Linked DNA regions of Homo sapiens: region 1 is linked to region 2. Evidence: read pairs that join two places in POLR2A ChIA-PET (ENCODE). Cell type or tissue: MCF 10A. All regions are shown on one strand. Each heading gives the region's core, and the rest is flanking DNA. Links, peaks and the distances in the headings are about the cores only. Region 1 has its middle 76 kb from the start of PRICKLE2. Region 2 has its middle 83 kb from the start of PRICKLE2-DT.

What was found. ChIA-PET counts read pairs that join two places held together with the same protein. Peaks named below come from ENCODE experiments on the same cell type or tissue, not always from the same donor. Only the 100,000 strongest peaks of a DNase experiment are listed, where the experiment ranks them.
Region 1: POLR2A ChIA-PET joins it to region 2 with 5 read pairs; 5 of 35 experiments call an interaction of 5 or more read pairs at or near these places.

Annotation. Positions count from the first base shown.
Region 1 is chr3:64,298,666-64,304,048 of GRCh38, forward strand. No RefSeq gene overlaps it. Among named protein-coding and RNA genes, the nearest start is that of PRICKLE2, 76 kb to the left of the region's middle. In MCF 10A, for the core only: no CTCF peak of the experiment used is centred there; a DNase peak (open chromatin) is centred at 2,296.
Region 2 is chr3:64,359,787-64,365,169 of GRCh38, forward strand. No RefSeq gene overlaps it. Among named protein-coding and RNA genes, the nearest start is that of PRICKLE2-DT, 83 kb to the right of the region's middle. In MCF 10A, for the core only: no CTCF peak of the experiment used is centred there; a DNase peak (open chromatin) is centred at 2,415.

The sequences.
Region 1 (5,383 bases), core at 264-5,263, 61 kb before region 2:
AGTATTAGCCATTCTGACTGGTGTTAGAGGGTATCTCACCGTGGTTTTGATTTGCATTTCTCTAATGATAAGTGATGTTTGTGTTTTTTTTTTCATATGATTGTTGGCCACATGTACAGGACAAAGACTGTAAATCAACTACTATAAATATGTTCAAAGAACTAAAGAAAACGACATCTAAAGAACTAAAGGAAAGTTCTCATGAACTCATTGTTTTCATGAACAATGAAATAGATGCAGAATATAAATGAAAAGATAAAAAGTGTAAAAAACAAAACAAACAAGCAAAAAACCCCAAATAAATTAAAACTCTTAAGCTGAAAGCATAATAACAGAAAGAAAAATGATACCAGAGGGTTGAAGAACAAATTTGAGCTGGCAAGCCGGAGACAGACCAATTGAGATGATCTAGTCTGAGGAACAAGAAGAAGAAAAAAATATAGAAAAATGAACAAAGCCTCAGAGACATGCAGGACACTATTCAGTATATCAGCACATACATAAGGGGAATCCCAGAAGGAGAGGTGAGAAAGAAAGGAGCAGAAAGAATACATGAAGAAGTAATGGCCAAGAACTTCCCAAATTTAATGAGGAATATTAATTAATCTACACATCCAAGTAGCTCAACAAAACCCAAATGGAATAGATTAAAAAATATCTACTTCTAGGCACACCATAAACTGTCAAAAGGCAAAGACAAGGACGGAAATGTGAAAGCAGCAAGAAAAAAGTGACTCATCATGTGCAAGGGATCCTCTATAATATGAAGAGTTTATTTCTTATCTTATATCATGAAGGCCAGAAAGTAGTGGGATGGCATTTTCAAAGTGCTGAAGGAATAGACTGTCAACCAAGAATCCAGCAAAACTATCCTTACAAACAAAGAAGAAATTAGGACATCCCCAGATAAACCAATATTGAGATAATTTATTGCTAGCAGATATGCCCTATAAGATGTACTGAAATTCACATGCAAAAGAATGAAATTGAGTTCTTTCCTTATACTACATAAAAAATTAACTCAAAATGAATTAGAGACCTAAATGTAAGAGCTGAAACTATAAAACTCTTAGAAGAAAACATAGGAGTGAGTCTTCATGACCTCACATTAGACAACAGTTTCTTAGATATAAAATCAAAATCATAAACAAAAGAAAAAATAGACAAATTGGACTTCATCAAAGTTAAAAAACTTTTGTGTTTCAAGAAAGTAAAAAAAACAACCAAAGAAGAGGAGAAAAATATTGGTAAATCATATATTCGATAAGAGACTTGTATCTAGAATATAAAAAGAACTCTTACAACTAAACAACAAAAAGAAAAATAATCCAATTAAAAATGGCAACAGACGGCCAGGCGTGGTGGCTCACACCTTTAATCCCACACTTTGGGAGGCCAACGTGGGCAGATCATGAGGTCAGGAGATCGAGACCATCCTGGCTAACATGGTGAAACCCTGTGTCTACTAAATATATAAAAAATTAGCCAGGGGTGGTGGCATGTGCCTGTAGTCCCACCTACTCAGGAGGCTGAGGCAGGAGAATCTCTTGAACCCAGGAGGCAGAGGTTGCAGTGAACCAAGATTGCGCCACTGCACTCTAGCCTGGGCGACAGACAGAGCGGGACTCCATCTCAAAAAAACAAAAAAAGGCAAAGATTTTAATGAGTATTTCTGCAAACGAGATATACAATTGGCCAATAAACATATGAAAAGATGTAAAACATCATTAGTCATTAAGGAAGCATAAATAAAAACCATGAGATACCACTTTATACATACTGGCATGCAATAATGAAAAGACAAGTGTTGTTAAGGATATGGAAAAATGTGAACCCTCAGACATTCTTGGTGGAATTGTAAAATGGTACAACTGCTTTGGAAACCATTTGACAGGTCCTCAAAATGTTAAATCTGTAGTTACCATGTGACCCAGCAATTTCATTCCTAAGCATATACCCAAGAGAAATGAAAATATACATATACACAAAAACTTGGACATGATATTAACAGCAGCATCTTTACAACAGCCAAAAGGTAAAAGCAATCCTAATGTCCATCAGCTGATAAATGGATAAACAAAATGTTGTATATCCATACAAGAGAATATTTTTCAGCAATAAAAAGAAATGAAATACTGATACCTGCTACAACATGGATGATCCTCTAAAACATTATGTTAAGGAAAAGAAGGCAGCCACAAAGAGACACATGTTGTATCATTCCATTTATATGAAATGCCCAGAATAGGCAAATCCAGAGTCAGGAAGTGGGTTAGTGGTTAGCATGGGACAATGGGGGAATGACTGTTATTAGACACAAAGTTTCTTCTGAGGTGATGAAAATATTTTGGAATTGGATACTGGTGTTGGTTGCACAACTCTGTGAATATACTAGAATCCACTAAATTGTACATTTTAAAAGGGAGAATTTTATGCCATGTGAATCAAAGCTCAACAAAGCTGTTTGAAAAAAAAAAAAAAAAGCTGGTAGAAATGAGGGAAAAAAAAAAAACAAACATTGCCTGGATCCTGCAGCCAGACTACTGGATTAAATCCCGGCTGTGTGACCTTTGTAAATTATTTAACCACTGTGTGGTTAACTGTGTGACCTTTGCAAATTATTTAACTACTTTGTGCCTCAGTTTCCTCATCTGTAAAGTAGACATAATGATAGTACCTACTTTAAGGAGTTGTGGATATTAAATCAATTAGCTATTTTTTTTATTATGGGGGGTTGTTTTCAGGCTTTCTCTGCCCTTATGAGAAAGAAGCAAGGGGGGGAAACGATGAAGCAGGTATGTCTAGAATTGAAAGAGAATGAAGCTGAGGATATCACCCATGAGTACCTCTAATTTTTTATGCTGAGGGAAGGAATGGAGTGGGAAAGAAGGACCCATTTGAAGACTCGGCATGGCAAAGCTGACAAGTAGAAGAGAGGACCAGCTAAAATAGGAAACCACATATGTGTAGGAATGTCGTCCACATGGCTGAGAGTCTTCCCTTAGAAAACATGGCAACACAGGATCAATAGCATAAAACAGATGGCAGGACTTTTCCAGGGCTGTTGATTGATTGGGGCTGTGGGCAAAGAAAAATGGAGTGAGAGAAAATGAATATGCCCAGAAATGTCACTGAGGGATTGGCAATGGAGTTGCAGCTGAGAAGAGAGGAAAACTGTGTTAATGGAGCCAAGAATCAAACAATTCCATCAAATTTCTCAACAGAGATGGTTAGTCTGAAACAAAACTTAGCTACACAGTAGGAAAAAACTATGATTCTTTAGCCTGGAAATGAGAAAAATCAACCATGATATGTGTTAACTGTTTCATTGATTTTATTTCTTTCAACATTTTCTCCCAGATCCTACCACTGGCAGATTTTCCGGTTGGAAACTGATTTTATTGCCAGGCTCACAGTTGATGTAGATTTTAGTGGAGGTGATCTGTTTTAAACAGATCTTATTAAAGAGAAGTCTTCAGTAAAAATGAAAAAATACCCATGAACTTATTTAGCACTTTTGCCCAAAACCCAAAGTAATTTAATACAATTTATCCCATATATTCCCTAGGGCAGCATGTGCTGCATCATCATTTGCAGATTTGGTATTCCTTGAAGAAAAAAAAATGTTTCTAGTAAAAATTATATTTTAAAAATCAGTACAAACTATTTCCCTTGTTAGATATCTACAATGAGCATTAGCATATTAAAGGCTCTGAGAAGACCTGCAGTGAAGATAACTATTATATTTCTTTCCCAAATTCATTTCACCATAGAATCCTCTCTGCCAGAGAGCCTTTTTTAACATGATTCAAAACTGGAGGCCTGTGAAACATACTTTGAGGAATATTACTCTATGAAAAGGCAGCGTTATCTATCATGAACAGATTGGCAACTAGAATCACAAAGAGGAGAAGCTACCTCTTACAGTAGAGTAAGGGAAAGACTTCATAGAGACATCCAGTTTTGATCCTTTTTGTTTTGCCAACTCAGTGAATTTCCTCAGGCACAACTCACGTGAAATGTACTTACAACTACCCACCAGACAAAGATCTACAAAAACATTTCCCTCAATGACATCAAAGCAAACCTATGTAACAGGTTACCAAGGGGTCTTGGGTACATGGAGGTATAAATATGGAATGACATCATTTTCACCAATCTCAGCATTCAACTGTGCTGTGTCAAACTCCCCTGTCCTGTTGGGTGGACAGCTGTCTCAACAAACATCTTAATTCAAGTCTATAATTTTTCAGTAACTTCCAACTATTGGAAGTAGCTCATTCTGGTTTTTCAAAGCTAAGCCCTGATCTTTGTAAAACTTCTATTTTGTACTTTGATCAACGTTCTTTCCTCCATCCCACCATTATGAGTGGCCCAAAAGCTTGGAGTAGAATCTGGTCTTCCTTCATGAATACCCCTGAAATTCCTGCTTCCTGCTCTGATCCTAGGGACAAGGAAGATGATAGGAAAGATAAGATGTGCCTCTTTTTTGGCCTTTGTGGCAGATTAGATGATTGATCAACAATATACATTCTCGGCCAGGCATGTTGGCTCATGCCTGTAATCCCAGCAGTTTGGGAGGCCAAGATGGTCGGATCACTTGAGACCAGGAGTTCAAGACCAGCCTAGCCAACATGGTAAAACCCCATCTTTACTAAAAACACAAAAATTAGCTGGGTGTGGTGGCACACACCTGTAATCCCAGCTACTCAGGAGGCTGAGGACCGAGAATCACTTGAACCCAGGAGGTAGAGGTTGCAGTGAGCGGAGATCACACCACTGCACTCCAGCCTGGGTGACAGAGCGAGATTCTGTCTAAAAAAAAAAGAATGTTCACTCTCTGCAAGATACCTCCTTAGGAAGATTACCCTCTCCCTCACTGATGTTGGGCTTGGACATGTGACTCATTTTGGCTAACAGGATGTTAGTAGCCCTGATAGAAGCCGAGTCCTAGAGCACACATCAGCATTGCACGTTGCTCTCTGTTACTTCATTCCCTGACGTGAGGAAAAATTTCCCCAGGTAGTTGCTGTTCTTGCAGCCTGGGTACCAGATTAAACACAAAGGAGCAGATGAGAGGCCAACCCACATGAACAAAAATAGCTCAATTCACACCTTAAGACAGAGCCCCTCGGCCAATCCATCCTAGAGAAGCTGACATGAAAAGGAAGAAAGGATCACCATTACAGGTCACTTAGGAGTGGATTGTTATGCTGTATTATTATAGAAAAAGCTAACCCACATTCGAATTACACTTAAAACAGGGATACCTAACATGATTCTTTTTTGTGCATTTGGTGTGAATAGATGGCACCCAGCTGCCCTAGTCATTGGTGGTCCTCTTGAGAGATGTCAGCCACATTTCCCGGCTGACGCCCAGCTG
Region 2 (5,383 bases), core at 200-5,199:
GTCAAAGGGCATGAATATTTTTCAGGTTTTTGATAATGCCTTGCCAGAAATTTTGAACCAATATATACACTCAACATCAAATGTATGAAACTGTCTACTGCCTGTACCTCATCAGCACCGGGCATTGTGGTTACCAAATAAAAAACAAACAAATCTCCCTCCCCGCAAAAGCCTTTGCTGACTTAACAGGTAAAACGGCACCTCACTCTTTCTTGAATCTGCACTGCACTTACTGCTCAAGAGCTGAACTTTTCATATCCCTATCTACATGTGGATTCCGCTTCTCTACATTTTCTTTCTGTTCATGTTCTTTGCCTATCTGGAAGGCACTTTGAAAGCAAACAACCATCATTTATGAAAAAGAGAATAGGTTCTGCTCCCACCTTTTAATCTTTAATTTTTTTTTAAACTTCATCTTTTTACTGCTAACCTAGCACTAACAAGTGAACTTTAATGCCAGATAATCCACTCCCATCTACGGAAGAGACACTTGGTTCTTCCTCCCCAGGTTAGAATACAATTATTGCTGGACTGCTCCTCCTCTGCCCTGGCATCCTTCTCATCCCTTAGTACCCAGAGTCCACAGAGGCCAGCAGGAGAAGAAAGCTGCAAGGGCTCAGAAGGTGACGGAAACTCAATTCCCACAAGAGGCACCACTGAGAACCACCTCCAACAACAGCTTTCAATTAGAGAGAAAATTAGAGATCTGTCAAAACCGATCTCAGCATCCATCACTTCCCGTAATCTGCTTCCCAAGATGCATGGAGACTGGTGCTGCCAGACGCTGGCCCCCGCCATGCTGATTTGCCCACTGAGCAAGACGCCTCAGGAAGCTGCTCATGAAACAGAATGGAAACACAGCACTCAGGAGCTCAGTGGCCTGAGGAAACAGCCGCCTGTCAATTCTATAAGTCAGTGATAGGCTTCCCGAAAAATTTTTGTGTGTGTGTTTTTTTTTAAAGGAGCAACGTATTTATAAACTTGTCCACGAACTATTATTGTAAATGGGTAAGAAATGTGTACATGTGTGAAGAGAAACAGGAAAAGAAAATGGAAAAATATATTTGGCATATGACCATGTAACATGACATCTAAGTAAAAGCACTAAAGAGAATTTATGTATTAAAATAGTCAAGGTCATTAAGCAAACAGCACAGTAATAGGTGTTGCAAGCAAAAATCATTAATGGAGGCTAAATTGGGTGGGCAGAAGTATGATGAGAAACATGATACTTGCAAAGTCTTAAAAGTGTCTCCCCACAAGATACTTATTACAAAGAGAAAAAGAGTTTTGCAGTGGAGGAGCCTAGTAGACAGTACCTTAAATGAGTGATCAAAGTAAGCATAACCAGTAATGTCACCATATCGCCTACCCCCAACATGCTGCACTGAGAAGGGCACAGCATCGCTTCTGTGGTCTTGTCAAAAAAGCCAACCTCAGGTCAGGCATGGTGGCTCATGCCTGTAATCCCAGCACTTTGAGAGGCTGAGGCGGGTGGATCATTTGAGGTCAGGAGTTTGAGACCAGCCTGGCCAACAGGGTGAAACCCCATCTCTACTAGAAATACAATAATTAGCCATGTGTGGTGACACATGTATGTAATCCCAGCCATTTGGGAGGCTGAGGTAGGAGAATCGCTTGAACCAAGGAGGCGGAGGTTACAGTGAGCCAAGATCGCACCACTGCACTCCAGCCTGGGTGACAGAGGCAGACCCTGTCTCAAACAAACAAAAAAAAAAGCCCACCTCAGTTTAATCAAGCAAACATATCAGAAAACTCAGATGGAAGGACACTCTAGGAAAGACAATGACAGGAACTGTGGCAGACTGGAGGACGAGACTAGAGGAGACAGGACAACTAAATGCAATGTGAGATCCTGGCTAGGATCCAGGATCAGGAAAAAACAACATGCATGGAAAAGCTGCTGAATTTTGAATAAGGTCTATAGTTTTGCTAATAGCACTGCATTAATGTTAATTTCCTAGTTTTGATATTGTACAATGATTTTGTAATATATTAACCCTAGGGGAAGCAGGGAGAAGGGTATGTAGGAGCTCTCAGTATTACCTTTGCAACTTTCTGAGAATTATTTCAAAATAAAAGTATTTACAGATTACTGAAGTTTAGTTATCTAAAAATAAATGTGAATAAAATATTTAATATTTTCTTCCCTCCTGCATTGAATCATTGGGTGTATGTGCATTGGAGATAAAAGGATGGGGTCAAGGATGGCTGGGGAAGATTACTAAGTCTCCTATGGATAGAAAGGTGAGCCAAGCCTTGAATGTGGACAGTCTAATTATGGAGCCTGACACATAAAGAAATGCATCACTTTAATAACTGAGGAGGGCTATTGGGCAAGTGATTACGGAATGGTAGAAACAATCCTGGATTTTGAGTCAAAGCCATGGATACAAACCCTCAAGTGTTGGCCCGAACACAATAAAGCTTTGAGATCTTGAGTCAGTCACTCAGTATCTATGGAAATGGACATAAACAAACTTTATTGCACACGACTATTGTGAGGATAAAGTGAACAGAGGTGTCTGAAAGCATTAGGTAAATGGGAGAGCCCTGCTATGACAAGGTTGTTAAAATTACCAAGATTAACAATAATATCCACGTAGCCAAAATAATACCGTAATTTCACTCCTAAGCTACAGCATCCTAGCATCTAATGGTACCCATCCCATATGGAAGCAAATCTGTCTTGCCTTCTGTCTGACCTTGGAGCCTGGGGCCACCAGTCTTCATGTGTGGTCAGTATTAAGCACCATCTGTCCTGAGTTAACACAACTCCTTCTAGTTTAAGCAATGAACACAGGCTGCAATGGCTAAAGCCTAAATAACTGCAATATGAAGAAAGGCTTTCCCACCCTGTTTGTCACTTTGGATGCATAGTGTTCACCTCCCAGGTGTTTACCCATCTAAATTGTGTGATGAAATGTCTTTTGAACACTTTTACAAGCAGTTAGATGCAATCAAGTTCTCTTCTTGCTTAAGACTCCTCAGCAAAGAAGATACTAAAAAAAAAAAAAAAAAAAAAAAACACAATAAGTGGCTGGGCTGCTTTGCAAATCTTTTCCTGCTGTACTTACTTCCTTGCAGTCATTCTACCTCTCCCCTCCCCTCCATAAAAAGCCCTAATGATTGTGACATTCATGATCTCTAGTGGGGTCGTTTTTCTCACTGCTCATCCGTATGATAATATGAGATGAAAAGGAAGCTGTATGTTAGGGCCATCTGTTGTTTAAATCTCTTCAAGATCCATTCACTCTTCTGGTAATAGTACCTAGGTTTTCCTCTGGGTGTCCGCCTGCCTCTTGCTCCCAGTCTCTGTGGGTAGCTCCCACAGCAGTACAAATTGAGCCAGAATTGGCCGATCAGCATAGTCCATCCATCCTCCTATGGTTAGAAAGTTCAGGGATGGGTATGTGCCTCACCTCAGAGCAAGGAAATCTCATGAGGCATGCAGGAGTGTCTGGAAATGGAAATCTCTCTTTTCCTGGGGTACTATGTTAACAGAATGTAAGCTTATGGCTGCTGAGGGCCCTCCTGCAAGCACAAGAAGGGGGCCTATCCCAAGAGAAGGTAAGACCAGGGACAGCAGGAGAGAGAGGAGAGAGAACCTCATGGGTGGGGAGAACTCTACTGAAATCATCATACCACCTGTGTGCAGGCCTAAAGCCAGTGCTACACCCACCCCACCTCCCCAGTCACTGACTGCTCAGTTAAATGAGCTGATATTCTTTTTTGCATCAGTCACTTTAAGTTTGGTTTCTGTCCCTTGTGACCTAAAGTGATCTGACTGTGAAACCAGGAAAATAAACATTAAACACTACCTTCTGTGAAAACGGAAGGTGCTACCAGCATACATCTGTAGTTTTTGTGGGGTCAGGCCTGGCTGCCCAGGGTGACCCACATCATCTCACACCCCTCACCTTAGGGTCATAGGAGGTAAGTATCATTTGCAACTAGCAGGTTTAAGGAGCCATCTGAAACAAGGGAATAGAGATTTTCTGGGTTGAGCTAGCTCATACCATATTCAGCCCCCCAAAACCCTGTCTAGCCTCACTTATCTTTTACTTCCCAAGTCTCTGACATTCCAGTCACCCAGGATGTCTTTCTTTTCCCTAATTCACAGTGCACTGCTTCATGCTGTCATGCTAATGCACTGGCTCTCAACTCCAAGTTCCAAGCCTAAGACCTCCAGTGGGAGGTTTCCCAGGACTTCTCCAGATGGAGTTGGTGGCCATTACTATGAAATCCCATAGCATCTTGTAAGGTCATACTGCAGCATTAGGTACAGGTGACCATGTGATGAGACAAATATTGATACACAAATGTTCCCACCCTTCCTCACCCTATGGATGCAAGTCCTGGATTTGCCCTGCTAGTGTCTTCATCTCCACCTTATACCCTCCCTGTATTCTGACGATGAAGTCTGAGGACTGAGCAGGAGCTGCATTTTCCAGAGGACTTTGTTTAGATCTCTGAAAAGCTGAATGGAGAGAAAGTGAGAATGAAGCAGGAGAAACTGGAGAGATGTGAGGGCTAGTGCTGAAGGAATAGTGTTTTCTGAGGCACTTGAAAGAGAAAGATAGACAGGAACCAACAATGGGAGGGGGAAGCGGATAGGTGGAGAAAATAGGGTTTGTAAAGAACTGTTTCTGAGTATCCCTTCATTATGTTTGAGAAGAGCAAGAAAGGATGGATGTTATCTTGCAGTTACCTTCAGTTGCCAAATGTGCTTCTTTGATCACAACACCTCTCTTAAACACACCGGTTTCTGACATATATGCACCAAATACACACACCGACCAAAATGCACTGCCTTCATTGCAATGTAATTTTACTAAGTTCAGGGAGCATTTCTTGAACTATTAAAACATGGCTCTTGGTGTTCAGCACACAGTACCTCCATGCAAGTTCTTTTTATGGCCATAAATGCATCAGTTCCTTGCCAAAATACTGTGAGGAAAAGGATTTTATAGATGAGGGAATAAGGAATCAAAAAGAGCAAGGACTTGGAAAAGGCCAAAGAGCCAGGAAATACCAGAGACTACATACAATTCAACATTATCTTTCCAGTAAACCATTTTGTGACCTTCCACAAATATTCCTAGAATCTGGATAGTACTAAACACCATGTAGAACCCAGCGGGGTCTCTATCCAAGACTTTCTCAGACACCATTGCTGGGTAATTCTTTATAGGTTAATCAGATAGGTGGTTAAAATCCGTTTCCTTTCTTTGTTTTAAAATGGAAACTGGGGGCTCGGCATGGTGGTTCATGACTGTAATCCCAGCTCTTTGGGTGGCCAAGGTGGGAGAATCACTTGAAGCCAAGAGTTCAAGACAAGCCTGAGCAACATAACAAGACC